Regions from separate parts of the Homo sapiens genome. Here region 2 is linked to region 1. Evidence: read pairs that join two places in POLR2A ChIA-PET (ENCODE). Cell type or tissue: PC-3. All regions are shown on one strand. Each heading gives the region's core, and the rest is flanking DNA. Links, peaks and the distances in the headings are about the cores only.

The links. ChIA-PET counts read pairs that join two places held together with the same protein. Peaks named below come from ENCODE experiments on the same cell type or tissue, not always from the same donor. Only the 100,000 strongest peaks of a DNase experiment are listed, where the experiment ranks them.
Region 2: POLR2A ChIA-PET joins it to region 1 with 5 read pairs; 2 of 35 experiments call an interaction of 5 or more read pairs at or near these places.

Annotation. Positions count from the first base shown.
Region 1 is chr10:77,371,773-77,379,727 of GRCh38, reverse strand. All of the region lies in intron 2 of KCNMA1 (potassium calcium-activated channel subfamily M alpha 1), which reads left to right. KCNMA1-AS3 (KCNMA1 antisense RNA 3) reads right to left here. Exons shown (of 6, transcript NR_126365.1): 4 at 6,781-6,881; 5 at 5,893-6,031; 6 at 3,115-3,299. Among named protein-coding and RNA genes, the nearest start is that of KCNMA1-AS3, 25 kb to the right of the region's middle. RefSeq lists an enhancer at 2,655-3,854. In PC-3, for the core only: a CTCF peak has its summit at 1,605; a DNase peak (open chromatin) is centred at 3,737.
Region 2 is chr10:77,263,136-77,271,090 of GRCh38, reverse strand. All of the region lies in intron 2 of KCNMA1 (potassium calcium-activated channel subfamily M alpha 1), which reads left to right. Among named protein-coding and RNA genes, the nearest start is that of KCNMA1-AS3, 84 kb to the left of the region's middle. In PC-3, for the core only: no CTCF peak of the experiment used is centred there; no DNase peak of the experiment used is centred there.

The DNA of each region.
Region 1 (7,955 bases), core at 1,255-6,254:
ACTAAGAGTAACACACCCTTTACTCCTGTAGTCATAAATCTGTAGTCTACTTTTAAAATCTACTGATAAGCTTCCAAAATTATGGGTTCCTTTAAGAAAGTTTCTCTTTAGTTCTAATTTTATTATTGTTGTTTGTTTGATTGTTTTCTTTTCTGCCTACATATGTCTGATTTTCTCTTCACAACTGCATCCTAGATGCCTTCCTTAGTCTCTTCTGCTTCTCTTCTGTTACTCTTGTTTTCTGCTTCTATATATTTATCTGCTGTTTTCCTTTCTGTACTTTTCCCTCTTCTGTCTGTACCCATTAGTATCCCTTAAATGCCTGTGAAAAGGAATTCAAGTGAGTTCTTATTGCTTATTGGGTAGAAGAGGGTTTTATGCTTTAATTTAAAAATGGTTGAGGATTTAATAGTATTTCTGTCTTTAAAAGATAATAACATTACATTGCTTTTTTACTTTATTTGTATTAGAAAAATATTCTGACTCTCCATTAGGCAGTTGTCCTTGATAGAGTGGGAAAAAGGCTCAGAATTCCGTCAAGCAGGTGTATCAAGAAGTTGCTATTTGGTCTGTTGTCTTTCCTGGTTATTCATTATTCAGTTTAACACAGAAATCATTAAACATACACTGTTTTCTATGGTGCCAAACATCAAATGAAACATGCTTAGGCCTGTGAACCAAGAACTTCTAGAAACCAGACAATTACCAAGGGCGTCAAAATGTCTCATCTTGTTGCTTGTAACTGAACAGTGAAAATGAGCGTACATGTAGGGGCCATGGAATGAGGATTTTAATTTGAATCAGAGGATGGGGTGAAGAGCAGTCATTTACAATATTACACAAGTCATCTTACAATGAATAATAATTCTATCTTGAAATTCCACCCTTCCTGCCATGTGATTATAAATTTGTTTATAATTGGGTAAGTCCCACCAGTCCTGTGAGATTGCACCATGCTTTATGTTTGCATACAGTGCTTTATGCTTGTCAAGGTGCTCTGCCTTCTGCTGTCTTATTTGGCATCTAAACATCCTAAATACCCTGAAAGTAATGAGACCTGGAGCTAAGAGCTCTCTTTACAATGAGGAAGCTGAGGATCAGAGAGCTTATGTCATTTGCCTTGACTACAGCAAGTTGCTAGTGGCTGTAGACCCAATGCAAACCCCACCCAAACCAGAGCCCCACCCAAACCAGGGCTTTTCTCTTGAATGCATATGGCAAGAGAGAGACATCCCACTGTCCATTGTGTTGAAGGTAGAAAATGCAGAATGTGGCAGAGTGAGCTAACCCGCTTGGTGGCCCTCACCCTGGCAAGAGACAGATTTTCCTTCCTCTCCCTGAAGGGTTAAGACAAAGAAAATATCTGAAACTTTTCCTAGCTGAGCCTTTGCTCCAGAACTCAGACACTTTTGCGACGGAAGTGGGGCATTGGGGAGGCAGAAAAAGCCAATACATAAAAAAGCAGCAACCTCACCACCTCACCTGGGTCCCCATGAAACCATTCCACCCAGATGAGTGAGTCAGTGGGTGTTCTTTTCATGGCCTGTCGGCTCGGTGGCACCTGAGGCTGCAGTGACCCCCAGTGCTGCTTCAGGTGAATGAGCACACAGAGCATTTTCAGAACTATGGCTTACTCTCTCAGTGTATAGCAGTTTAAGTGCTAGGGACTTCTCTGAACTCATTGAAAGAAATAAAGCCCCTCTGTCTTTGTATCCCTAGAATTGGAAGCTCATGTATTTGTGATGCTGGAAAGGGCAAATATTCATTGAAAGAAAATAGCTCACATTTACTGAGGTCTCACTATGAGCCAGGCACGGAGTGAAGCAACTGGTTGGCCTCACCTTGAACTCTCACACCCAGACTAGGAGCTAGGCACTGTGATAACTGCTGTTTTACACAGGAGGGAACTCGGGCTCAGAGTGGATGAATGACTTGCTGAGGGTTGCACAGCTATTAAGTGGTCTGCCTCCATAGCCTCTACTTCCCAGGATCTCCAGCAAGGGATATCTCCTGAGGCAGTGGCTTTCACACTCTTAGAGGCCTGGAGCTCTGTGTACACTAACTGAAACCTAGCTGCTTTGGTTAGAGGATTGGGGTCAGGAGGAGACTGTATCCTCATGGCCCAGCAAGAGTTCCGCAAAACCCTTGGGATTCTCAGTAGAGCAGATCAGGATGCTAATGCCAGCCTTCTCTGGAAGTCTGTCTCTTTGAAGTTGAGGTCATTTCCACCACACCCCAGAGGGACCCATCTAGTCGACGCCTGCCTGCCTGGCCACCACTTCCCTACTGGAAAATCATCATTTCCCATGTTCTAGTTGGGGAAGGACCCAGCAGCTCTTTCTCTTTGGCCCATCTCTCTTCCTTTTATGAGCCAGCTAAAAGGAATCCCCCAGAGGTCATCTTTGTCCTTGGCGTGGGAAAGAGAGAGGCCTTGTCAGCAGGTGGGGGAGGTAGGAAATGCTGTTCTCCTGTGGGCTGAAGGTCAGTGAAAGGTGAGCTGGGGCTCCTGAGGCCAGCAGGTTCTGGCACAGAAGCAGCCCGGGAGGAAGCTGCCCTGGAATGTGCTGTGGACAGACCTGCGTAGATCCCTTCTTTCCCACGTCCAGGCTGTCCCAGCATCTCTGACCAGGCCAAGGTCACCTAGGCGCAGGCTCTTCTCCTTACCTCACAGACAAAAAGAACTTAGCACTGTAATCTAAGTGTTCCCACTCCTCATTTGAAAAGGGAAGCATTTCATTTTTATGTATGTATGTATGTATGTATGTATGTATGTATGTATTTATTTATTTTGAGAGGGAATCTTGCTCTGTCACCCAGGCTGGAGTGCAGTGGCACGATCTCGGCTCACTACAACCTCTGCCTCTTGGGTTCAAGTGATTCTCCCACCTCAGCCTCCTGAGTAGCTGGGATTACAGGCATGCGCCACGACTCCTGGCTAATTTTTGTATTTTTAGTAGAGATGGGGTTTCACCATGTTGACCAAGCTGGTCTTGAATACCTGACCTCAGGTGATCCACCCACCTTGGCCTCCCAAAGTGCTGGGATTACAGGCATGAGCCACTGTGCCCGGCCTCATTTTTTTTTTTTAATGAATTAAAAAAAAAAAAACTTATGTGGCAGTTGATAAAATAATTATTTTGAAATTAGCCACTTATCTTCTAGAAAAAAAAATGTTTGTTGCTCTTCTGATATTGGTAGGAGTTTCTTCCTCTTCCAAGGTGACTTTTTGGATAACACCCTGAGGGGACTACCCTTCATCCTTTATCTCCATCGCAGCCATTCCAGGCCTTCTGTGACTCCTGGGATAAAATAAACATTAGTGGGCACTGTTCCATTACAGGGTTCCCTTTTGGTGTGTTCCATTGTTATCTCCCCCTCTCCCCCAGGACCTATTCTCCCGGGAAATGATAAACCTGGGGGCTTTAGTGGTGGAGAAGGTCTACAGAGCCCAACCTCAACTTAAAATTTCCCCAGCCTCTTTTGGAAGCCAACTAGGTACCTGATTTTCCTGAGTGGGACACGGCAGCCCCCTGGGTGGTCATAGCACCACAGTATACTGTTTTACTTACCTGTATCTCTTGGCCATGCCAGCAGCAAGAGCCTCTTGGACCTAGAATGACCAAGGACCGTGGCCTGTCTGAGTTTTAACTCTGGATTTAGAAGATTGGGGATCTTGTTTCAGACATTTACTCATCAACAAATACCAAGTTCATTGCAGGTAGGGTTCTTGGAAGGTAAGCTCTGACACGAAGTTGAGTGTGCTGGAGGCTCATACCCACGGGAGGAGGGGAAGGCAGCAGGACTGTGCAGAGGTTGAGTCGTGATGCAGGCTGGATGCAGCCACAGCCAGCCCCAAGAGCACCAAGATGGCCTGCCAGCATTGTGCTGGAATGAGTGCTGGGATGGGCTGACATGGGCCTTTATTCCATCACTCCCATCACTCAGAGGAGGTGGGCTGCCCCTGAAGGGCATGACCTCTGGCCAGGTAGCTCTCTGCAACTGAGCAAGCCCTGAAGAAGCTGCTGACAACCCTCTCACGAGCTGAGCAGCAAGTCCTTCTTGAAGGGGGTCTGTGCCTGTCACAGGATTTTCTCAATGGCTGAGGCACTGTGTTGAAACATGGCAGATCAAGTTGGAAAGGCTTGGTCTCTGTCCATGAAGTGCTTGCAGTGCTGTTGCCCTGACTGCAGTGCGGTGGATGCTATTATGGAGGACTCTTGTGGTGGCTGCTTGGTAGCCCCAGGCAGGCACCAGGTCATTAACAGCCGCGTGAATTCCCTTGTCACTCCTAGGAGATATATACCTGCACCTCTGTTTTGCTGAAGAAGAAAGTGAGGTTCTGAAGTGTTGAGTAGCTCCTAGGGGTAATACGGCCAGCTGGGAAAGATGCCAGGATTCAAACTTAGGTCGGACTCTGAAGGCAGTGTGCTTTCCTTTATTCATAATTGCCTTTGAGATTGAAGGCAGAGCCAACAGGAGCAGGACCATTGTGGGTGTTCAGCAGTGTCCCCTCTCCTACCCTTGCTCATACCCAGTTTTAGCTCTGTGCCTGGACTCTAGCTGTCCCCCGCCAATGGTGCCACAGCTCCATGCCTTTTCTGTGACCTTCACCACTTTCTCTGCCCTTGGGGCTTCCTCTTCCTCTTGACTTTTCTCAGCACTTAGGTGTTGGCCATAACTGTTTTTGGATGACTGCATTGGGTAAGTCCCACCAGTCCTGTGAGATTGCACCTTCCCAAAAGGCAAGGAAGTTGTATGGAAACTGGTTTAGGCCTTGTGTGAGATTCCTTTGCTAACAGTCCAGGAAGCTGTGTCTGGGGCAGCTTCCTTCCCCCAAATATAGATACTTCTCCAAGCTTCCTGTCTGGAATCAGGGTGTTGTGAAATGTGGGCACTCATTCAGTCCTAGGGGTCATGGGGAACCCTACCAGCTTTCCCATTAAACCCAGCTGGTAAAATGGACTCATGTCTGTTTGTTTTTGGGGTTTGTATTCCCTCCTACCTAAAGAAACTGCAAGAGAAGGGATAGAAAAGACCAAGGCATCAGCAAGTCTGTGCCCAGGAGTGCAATAATCCTTGTGTTTACTGGAAGGGGAGGCTGGCATTGAACCCATGTCAAGATAGGTTTGGAGAAAACCCAAAGATGCCAAGGCCTTGCCTTCCATCCCCTGTGATCTACTACTTAATCAAATAGCCAAGGATGTGTTAAGAGGGAGAAATGTGTAAATGTTTAGAGAGCAGTGAGTTGTGAGCTGTAAATGGCCCTGGCATGTTTATAAGAAATGAGCAGGCCAGAAATGAAACCCCAATAGTTTTTTTGTGTGGATAGAATTACCAAACTGATGGATGGAGGGAGTGTTCTGGTTGTTAAATATTTGGGCCTTGGGAGTCTTTTGATGTAGCACCTTGTGACAACTGCTTGCAAAGTGAGCTCAGACTAGCTTAAATTAGCTCAGGCCCACATGTTCGGGAAGGGAGGCTGGAGTAGATTCCCGCCATGGTTGTTTGCAGCTCTCCCTTCTAAGAGTTCAGGACTCTGGTAGTCAGAGCGCCCAGGCTTGGCCAGATCAGGGCACCTGGGGAAGGGTTTGTCTCTGCCTCTTACTACCACATGAAGTACTCAGAGTCTGGGTGATTGTGGACAGGGCTTCAGATCAAGGAAACTTAAGATTCTCAATCAGCCATTGACATATGCCAAGACCAATCAATCTTTTTCATCTCATCTCCCATTATCCACCCTTCCCACAGCCATAACCACCCACTGGTCACTGTGCATGTCTCCCTCCTTTGTCTTCTGGTGTCCCTGCCATGGTTCCTTCAGGCAAAGATGCTTCTTCAACCTATCCCTAAATAATTCTGCTTGAACCTTCAGGGTCAAGCTGAAAGTGGTACCTTTTTCACAGTCTTCCTGGGCCCACCAACTGGAAGCAATCACTGCCTCTACTAAAGTCCACATCAATTAAATAGTCAATTAGATAGATCCAGAGTGAAAATGGAAACCACCTTCTTTTTGCATCAGTGGGATGGATGACTGGAAACATGGATGACCAGACAGGTGAAAAGAAGAATGGAAGGAAACATGAGTGGAAGGACAAACATAGTGTCTCCTCGTTAAAAAAAATACTGTTTCAGCTTTCCTAACCTCACCTGTAATAGAGCTAGGAACAATAGCCCCATCTCATTATGTGAGAATTAAAATACTTAGCCCCAGGTATGAAGCACTGTCCCATTATTGTTGTTATTTTGGAAAATAACTCCGTAAGATGTTCAACCCTATGAGGAAATTATTCTTTTTAAGATTCAGGCTTAAAATCAAATATTCCTGGGGCTTGTAATTTCCCATGCAGACCTACGCCCTCATGTTACTGTTGAAGAAACTGAGTCCAGAAGAGGGGAGGGAGGGACTTGCTCACACTCCCAGAGTTGGTGGCACCTGGGTGGCAAAGTATAATTTTCAAAAAGTTAAAATTGTGACTCATACAAATCTAGAATGTGGACATGTCAAAAATGCATTTAGCTCATTAATGAGGAAACCAACAAGATGGCAGCATGAGTTTACATAGGCACTGGAGGAAGAGTGTTGGAATGAGATTGCTAAATTAGAAACAAAACTGGTTAATGTCCTACACGGGAGTCAATTAATAAACTTTGAGATTATCTTTTCTCCTGAACAGAAAACATTTGTATTTCTACTAGGCAAAATCCTACACATTAATGTGTAACTTCACATAATCTGGCTATTTAGTTGGTAGCAAATATCAAGTCAACAAAGGTACTTACTTTCCTCTAGGTAATTAAATATTTCTTGGGCAGGCTGTTAAACATTGCTCCACAGATGACCTTGAAAGGACATGACACATTTCCATTCCATTGCTTGACCCCTGCTAATAGAACCAAGTCTTCTCACCCAAGCTGCTCCTCTCTTCCTCTTCCATCTCTCTGCTGCATGCAGGGAGCCTGGTGCCTTGCTTCCATTTTCTCATTGGAAAAATGAGGGCCATAATACTTGCCTTCTCCACCAGACTAATTATGTCCAGTTATGACTTGGGGAACCAGGCAAGCGCATGGAAGAAGATCACACAATCCTGGATCCGGAAGACCTTGGCATCCAAGGGAAAAACAGGTGTGGGCAAACAATTGCACCAACATTTGGCAATGGCTGTGGCAGGCAAGAGCAAAGGACTGCGGCGCCTAGAGAGAGGAGTGACTTGGCTGAGTAAAGGAAGAGAAAAAGATTGAGAGAGGAACACTGAACTGGGATTTCCAAGACCCGTAGATCTGTTGGTGAAAAGGGAGAAGGGCATGGTCAGCCTGGTGAACTGCAGATGTTAAGATATAGGGACTAAAAAGTAAGGCACTTTCCATTTAATGTGCATATGCTGAGCTTTTGTTATGTGGCAGGTTCTGTGTTTAGCCCTGGGGAGTGGCAGCGATGGGAACAATCGTGGGCAAAACAGGAAACAAATTCTAGTCCTTTTGGAGTGATTCCAGGAGGATGGGGGTTTGGGTGGATTTGAGAGGGGAACAAGGGAAGTGGAGTGGAGGCAAAAGAGGCTGGAGAGACTGGTCTTGCACTGAGTGATGATATGGTTGATAGCTCCTGACCAAACAATTAATCTTTGTTCAGAACTTTCCCTTTGGAAAGTCTGTGGCTGCCTTCTGGGGAAGGCAAACAAATGTGAACTCAAGAAGTTTACAATTTAGCTAGGGAAACAGGATGTGCAAACAGGAAGAACCAACTATGTGAAGGTAGGTAAGATAACTGTTGACTCCATGCTTTAAGGAAAGGAGAGCTCTTTGTGGCTTGGGTGGTCAGCAAGAATTTTTTAAGCAGAGATACTCTTGATTGGGTTGGATAAATAAAAGAGCAAGGAGGACATTGTAGGAGGGGAATTGCTCCCAGCAGAGCCTAGAAGCAGAGAGATTTTCCAGGGTTCCCAGGAGAAGAGATTGAA
Region 2 (7,955 bases), core at 1,099-6,098, 110 kb after region 1:
ATGCAACAATTGTTGCAACACATGAAACACTGTTATATTTCAGTGGGGGTGTCAGGTGCATGAAGTATTTCTAGTATCTCATTAGGAATTTTTAATATTAATGACATGTTGAAGTAAAAATATTCTGGATATATTGGGTTAAATATGAAACACTTTACACACTAATATTATATGTTTCTTTTTTTTGAAATGTGGCTAACTGGGACATTCAAAATTACAAATGTGGCTTGAATCTTTGAATATTTCTATTAGAGGGAGCTGGGATGAAGTTTACCCTCAAGCCTCTAAAAAGAGCGCTTGGGCCAGGCACGGTGCCTCAACGCCTGTAATCCCAGCACTTTGGGAGGCCGAGGCAGGCCAATCACTTAGTGAAACCCCAACTCTACTGAAAAAAAAAAAAAATTAGCTAGGTGTGGTGGTGTGCACCTGTAGTCCCAGCTACTTGAGTGGCTGTGGCATGAGAACCGCTGGAACCCAGGAGGCAGAGGTTGCAGTGAGCTGACATTGCACTACCGCACTCTAGCCTGGGCAACAGAGCAAGACCCTGGAAAAAAAAAAAAGAAAGAGAGAGAGAGAGAAAAGAAAAGAAAAGAAAGAAAGGAAAGAAAGGAAAGAAAGAGAGCTTGAACAAAGAGGAAATAACGGCTGTGTTTTGGGTGGACATTGAGCCATCATCCTAAGCACCAGTTCTCCCGGACTTCTGGGCTCTTGCTGAGCTCACTCCAGTTCCCAGTTCCCCGGGACCAACATGCACCACTATTTCTTGGGTTTTGCAGATGGAATTGCCACATGGATAGAGATTGGTGGGAACTCATACATGAACACAACCCCCATTTTGCTCAAAAATGGTGTGGATTTAGTTGGAGTTAGAGAGTCTCTCAACCATATGTGACTTCTGCCTTCTGCCCTTGCCTGTTCCTTGACAAGGAATGAGGCCTGCATTGCCACTGGCAGGAAGCAGCTATCCACCCAGCACAATGCTTGAGGGCCAAATCCTGCACCTGGTCCCAGAGGTGCCCAAAAGCAGGAGGTGAGAGGGCTGTGCTTGCTTGAGGGACCCCACAGAGCCAGGGAACAGCCTGCCAAAGCAACTCAGGCTACTGAAATCCAAGTGGCAGCAAATGGCCAATCATTGTCTGGGTCTGGCTCTGTCCCAGCCTCTACTTACCTGTATCTCCTCAGAGGTACAGCTTGGGGCAGCCTCCCTATCACCGTGGTTTCAAGGAGAGGTGTGGGTTTGTATAGGGGAGATGGGGCTCCTCCATAACTGAGTCAACTGAAGACTCCTCCAGGGTCACTCAAGTGGGGACATTGAAGACCAGGTAGCTGCCCACTTCGCCAGTGCAGAGACCTGAGTCCCAGGCAGCCCAGATCCCTGGAGATAGTCACATGTTCCATTTGCTCTGCTGTGTTAGCATTAAGATCCCACCCATTGGCTGTTCAGGTGGCCACGGCCCTGACTGCACACTGGAATTACTTGGGGAGCTTTCTTTTTCTAATACATCAGAAAAATACTGATACCTGGTCTTCCCCACAGAGATGCTGATGTAATTGCTCTGGGGTGTAACCTGACAATCCAGGTTTTAAAAACTCTGAATGAAGTTATCTTTCCCTGAGAGGATATGGTGCATTGAAATGAACTTTCTCAAAGTGCTTCAGAATTACAGCAGATGGGGGTGCAGGGTGCCTGTTGAAAATGCAGAGTTCTAAGCTGTTCATCAGACCTTTGGAATCAGAATATTTGGAAATGCACTTGTAACCTACAGCCCAAGTGGATATTCAGTAGGCTGCCATTTCAACATCACCCTGTGAAATCATTAACAACTCAGTATGGATTTGCTCCTTATTCCTTGTGCTTTTTAAGAAGTCCAAGAAAGAGAGTTAAGGTAAAATTGAAAGGAAGTAATCTCTAATGGTGAAATTTCAGGCTCTTAGATAGAGAATACTTTTCGGGGAAAGGGGGTCTTCTAGAAGCCCCTGAAATGAAGACAAGGAGTGACCACCAACTCCTTGAGCCAGAACTGGGGCAGTTCTTCACTTGGGGACTCTGCCCTTGTGCAGTGGGAAAGCAGCTTATATCAAGGCTTGGCCAGGCCTCCTTTGGTCCCAGGCTGGGGACTGCTGGGACTTCTGCCACAAGATGCTTGGATTGTGTTTCTTTGCATTGGTGCAGCGTCTCCTGGAGACTGCTTTTGTTCAGTCACTACTGAGGCGTGTATTCATTAAATCACTGTGCGCACTAAGGTAGCAGTGCAGAGACACCCTCTCTGTCAAAATTGAGCCAGCCCATCCTGCATGGTCTTAAGTTTTCCTGAGAAAAGTAGCCATAAGCGATGGGCTCCCACTACTCCCTGCTTTATTACTTGAGGTACAGAGAGCATATGACACATTCGAACCCCATGTGAGTTAGAGTTCAGTATGGGATCAGAGGCTGGTTTACTCTTTTCACCGGGAAGCGATCTTGAGAAGCCTGCGGATGCCACTTCCCATGACCTGAGGGGCTGTGTTTTATGGACTGCTTTTGATCTGAAATCTAGAGATCCCTGTTTTCATCCTTGTAAGCCTCCAGTAACTCAATCACAGTAGAGCAGTCCCCATCATCTCCAGCAATTTATTAATCATGTTCAATGCCAGACAAGGCCTTAAAAAAACAACACTTACTCATCAGCAGACCACTAGCAGCATGGAAATGCTACTGGCTTCTCTCGGAGAATCTCCTATACTCTGCGAACAGCATGAGTGTCTGTGTGTGTGTGTTTTAGTGTGTGTGTGCCTGTGTGTAGGCACAGAACTATGGAGGTTTTAGACATTGTCGTTCGCCTGCTGGTATATCAGGTTACTAAACAGAGAACTAGAAACTCTCCTAGAGTGGCTACAGGAGCACTGCAGATTCTCAACTGTGCTTCCCCATCTTCTCCTGGATGTTTGGCAGCCAGTGTGTCAGGATGTATTAGGCCTCTCTCCAAGGACCCAAGTGCAACTTAAATTGGATGACCATATTCTTTGGCATCTACTCAGGGCACTTGTGAGAGTGGAAAGGAGGTGCTCTTAATAATTATTCCAGGACATCAAGCAAACTGGGAAGTAGAGTCTCCTTAGGCATATTCACTTGGCAGGGTCTACTGTCAAGAAGCGTCTATTCTTGGCTTATTAAAATGCCATCAGAAATCAGTCAGCATTCTGATATAACAGGGAATTCCTTTTATGGTATTCTTGGCAGGTGATCTCCTGTGTCAACTTAAATGTCCCCAGGGACTGAAAGCTCAGTGCCACATGCAGCAGCCATTCTATTGTTGGATGATTGTCACATTAGATTGGGACTCATTAGAAGACTTTTCTGATATGAGATTGGAAAATATGCTAATAATATGTACAGTGATGCAGGCAACTTAAAATTTTCTTGGAGAGAAAGAGAGGGTTGCTATGGTTTGGGAAAATGAGTGGGGCCGATGCTTACCCTTTGTGAACCCATTTTTGGAGGGTGCAGCCATCACAGCGATCCAAGAAAAATCTTCCTGCCTTGGATGCTCTTTCACCAAATAACTCTGGAAAGCTGATGAGATGAAACAGAGTTTCACAAGGGAAAGTGGAGAAGAAGTTTCTGAGAGACAGGAGGATTTATACCCACCAATTCAGGAAGGAGCTTTGGAGTCATGGATTAAAAGAACAAAGGCAGGGAGTCCGACCTGGATTTGAGACTAAGCTCTGCCTCTTATACAGGGCATTTAAGCTCTCTGGGCCTCAGTTGCTCCACCTTTAGAATGGAGATGCCTCTTCCTTTTTGAAGACAGTGGGTCCTCCCTCAATTGAATTCAGTGGGACTTCATCGCTTGCTCCACACAGAGCTCCTCCCCAGTCTGTCACATTGAGTGCAAAACTCTGCCTAGGTCCATCCAGTCACTCAACAAGCATCCATGGGGGAAGCATTAAGGAGCTTTAGATGCACTGGGTTCTGTGAGAGCAATGTTAGTCTTCATCTTCTTCACTCCTTCTCATCCTCCTTCCATGGAACACCCCTAGACTCCACAGCCTGCAAAGCTCATTGCCCCTTCTCTGGAGAGTCCTCCTAATTCATGTGCAAATTTTACTCACTAGTGGGGTCATTTGTTGAGTGTCTGTCCCTACTTCAGACTGTAAGGTTCATGAGGGCAAGGGCTGTGGCTCTTTGGTCCTCTGCTGCATATTCAGGCTTAGCACAAAGCTTGGTATACAGCAGTCATTTAATAAATATACATTGATTGAATAAATGAATGAGTGAATGGTGGGGCCACAGCCATGATTGATACCCTTTCCATCCTCAAGGAGGAGATCACAGACAAGAGACTCAGAAGAAAACTCATGACTACAATAAAGAGTAAGAAGTGCTTTGTTTAAAGCATCCTTGGGGTCTTTCAAGAGGTCCCTTGGGTGAAGTAGCAGATTCAGGGTAATTAGGGAAGCCTAAGAGTTGATCTTTCTGTGCCTGAATGGATTGATTATTCAATAGAAGAAAAGAAAAGAAACAACAAGACTTAAACCTATTCAACTACCCTGTGTACTTGAAATGTCATTTAAAGTAAAATCTAGCATGGCAACTTCAAATAACAAACATAGGTAATGCTGGAGAGGGTGCGCCAAGCTGGCCAGCATTCTTACGAAGTTTGGCTGGCACAGAGCACACAAGAGAAGTCATATTATTGCCAAAAAGTTCTTGCAGTGGGTGGAACCTGGACAAAGGGAGCTGTTCTCTCCCCTCTAAGTCTTAGATATAGCTGGGAAAAACAGACAGAGTCATGACCCTGGGTTCCTTTGTTTTTGGAAGTCATGTGGACATTCTTCTTTTTTAGCACTGTTTCTTTCTAATGATAAAGGAAACAGTATATTGATGAACTCCTATTTTTCATTTGTGGTGCTTTCTGAATGCTTTCTTTGGAACCCAAAGTCTCCTCAGCCACACCTTTACAAGTTTTATGGTTCTGGGTGGAAGCATGTTTTCAGAAATCTAAGCCTACGAGGTATTTTTTTTTTTTTTGGCAGGTTTTCACTCTCATTGCCCAGGTTGGAGTGCAGTGGTGCTATCTCAGCTCACTGCAACCTCCGCCTCCCAGGCTCAAGGGATTCTCTTGCCTCAGCCTCCTGAATAGCAGGGATTACAGGTGCCCACCACTGCACCTGGCTAATTTTTGTATTTTTTATAGAAATGGGATTTCACCATGTTGCCCAGGCTGGTCTTGAACTCCTGAGCTCAAGTGAACTGCCCATCTCGGCCTCCCAAAGTGCTGGGATTATAGGCATGAGCCACAGCACCCAGCCTAAGCCTATGTATTTTTGTTTTGTTTTGTTTTGTTTTGTTTTTAGCAGCCATGGCATCATGGTTAAATTCATGAGGTACCTTTCAATGGAGATGATATTTCAACTTTAATTAAAAACCAAACACCTTGCTGGCATTGTCCAGCCCAATGAACTAGACTCTGAAAATGATTTTGAACAATAATTCAAGATAAAGAGCTCCAGCCGGTTTTCTCCCCTTTGGAAGCCTTCAAAGTATATTTTTATAGATATATTAAAGAGATTTTGTCCAAATGGCACATACCTAAACAGTTTAAAATGTTTTTATACCCATGTTCAAAGAAAAAGAATATCTTGAAAGAATAAACTTTTTATCTTTTATAAATAAGGTTAAAAGCAGTAATTCTCAAAATGTGGTCTCTGAACCAGCAGCATCAGCATCACCTGAAACTTATTAGAAATGCACATTCTGGCAGGGTGCAGTGGCTCACGCCTGTAATCCCAGCACTTTGGGAGACCAAGGCGGTTGGATCATTTGAGGTCAGGAGTTTGAGACCAGCTTGGCCAACATGGTGAAACCCCGTCTCTACTTAAAATACAAAACTTAGCTGGGCGTGGTGGTGCACACCTGTAATCCCAGGTACTTGGGAGGCTGAGACAGGAGAATCACTTGAACCTGGGAGGCAGAAGTTGCAGTGAGATGAGATTGTGCCACTGCACTCTAGCCTGGGCAATAGAGTGAAACCCTGTCTCAGGAAAAAAAAAAAAGAGTCTTTTGATGCTATGAACATCATCTGGCTTCTGGCATCCTGCTTTGCCCGAGAATGAAAATTCCAGTTCCAGTTCCAGAAAAAAAGGGCATTCTTCAGTTTTGTGTCCCCTGCCAGGTCAACTCTGAACCTGTAGTGGATACTCAGCAACTTTGTGCACTGAATGAATGAATGAATGACTTGTAGGCTGGTGTGGGAGGTTAAGAGAAATTTATTCTAGCACATAAAGATCTTCTGATGGAGTGGATGAGGGATGGAAATTGGTGATCAGGCTGGGGCTGTGCTGAAATATGCAGGCGGGTTATGACAGCAAGAGACCGTAAACCCTGAAAGGATGAAGGTTCTCCTCACATATAAATTTGACACATGGAAAAACCATGCAGTAAGCTTAAGGGAGCCCACCTCAATTCTGATTTCTTCCTGATAACTATGTCAAAGCTCTTAAAACTGTGCAATGAAAGATCTCCACGCATTTTCTGGCCCTTGTCTTGCCAATTCTTTCACTGTGTACCTGGTGTGCCTGGTCTGCTGAACTATGAAGCATACTCGAACATCATACACATGATCTTCCTTTTTAAAAATGACCTTGAGAAGATAACAAGTGACATTCTACAGACAGACTCCATTTCTTCTCTTTTGTTTGCAAAAGTGTGAGGCTGAAGGAGGAAGGAAAGCTTGGGTTACCTGACCACATTCTCATCCACCCACCCTCAAACAAATGCCCCACACATGTAGAGGATGTGGTTTTCTGACTGTTTATCTCCAGTGAGCCAGAGCTCTAGGTCCCCTGTGCTAGAGGGGGCACAGAGGCATTATTATCACCCAGTCCTCACTGGGTGAGAGGGAGAATGGTGAGACCATTGTAGGAAGCAAGGTGGAATCAGGGGCTGTGGGCCAGGCTTTCGAAACTTGCGCGAATACACATGCAGAGGTTTATGCTGCTGACTCTGCCTTCCAACTTTCCAGGCTGTAGGAGTGGGAATTTATTGAGCATGAGGGATGCTATCTTGTGAAACTTTCTACTTCATTCGGGAAGGGTAGTTTGTCTGTAAGAATTCAATTGTAAATACAAAAATACCATTTATTTCTGAGGTGAGGGCAGGAAGGAGAGATGTCAGAAGTAGACAGGTTAGGGCTTTCTCTTTGGAGACCTGGATTTCAACCCACTGAAAGTCTTAACAAAGAGGCATGCTAGTATCATTCTTAGCAAGCCCAGTCCATTGTTATGGTCAGATTCGATTCTGCAGAGGAGAAAATGGAGTGTGACATGTTTGGTGCCAGGAATGTGAGCATGCACCTGCACAGCCGATGTTGGTGTCATATCGTCAGCTGAATGGTCATTTAGCAATTTTGGCCAACTCCCTTGACACTATAGGGCTTAGATGGCATTGCTTTCTGGGATGCACTGATAAGCCTTTTACATAAGCCTTTTACAAAGTAAGACCTTGGTGCCAAAATCCTTGCTGTAGAAGATGAAAATTTTATGTTATTTCTAGGGGTGCTTTCAATGTTCCATTAAGCCACTGAGGAGCTACAACCAAGCTTGACCTTGAGGTTTAGTCTTAGGGACCAGATGCCCTCTGTGTGTTTCATTATCTTCCAGAGGAAATTGTTGAGTGTTTGTAAAGTGGTTATAGGATGAAGGGAACACTCTTTTAAAGTTCCTAATTATATCTTGGACTTTAGCTACAGTTACCGAAAGACAAAATAAGGTCTCTAAAAAAATCATAGCCAACTTTGGGCATTGGTTGTAGACTAGAGTGCAGTGCAAGGGAAAGGCGGGACACACATAACATCTCTGTGGCTACATGGGGATAGATTCTGGAAATGAAAGGAGAAATTCCAGCATCCTAGGGGGTAAGATCAATGCTCTAGAGAGGGAAGAGTCACTTGCATGTAATACAAGTTTCTTGGAGA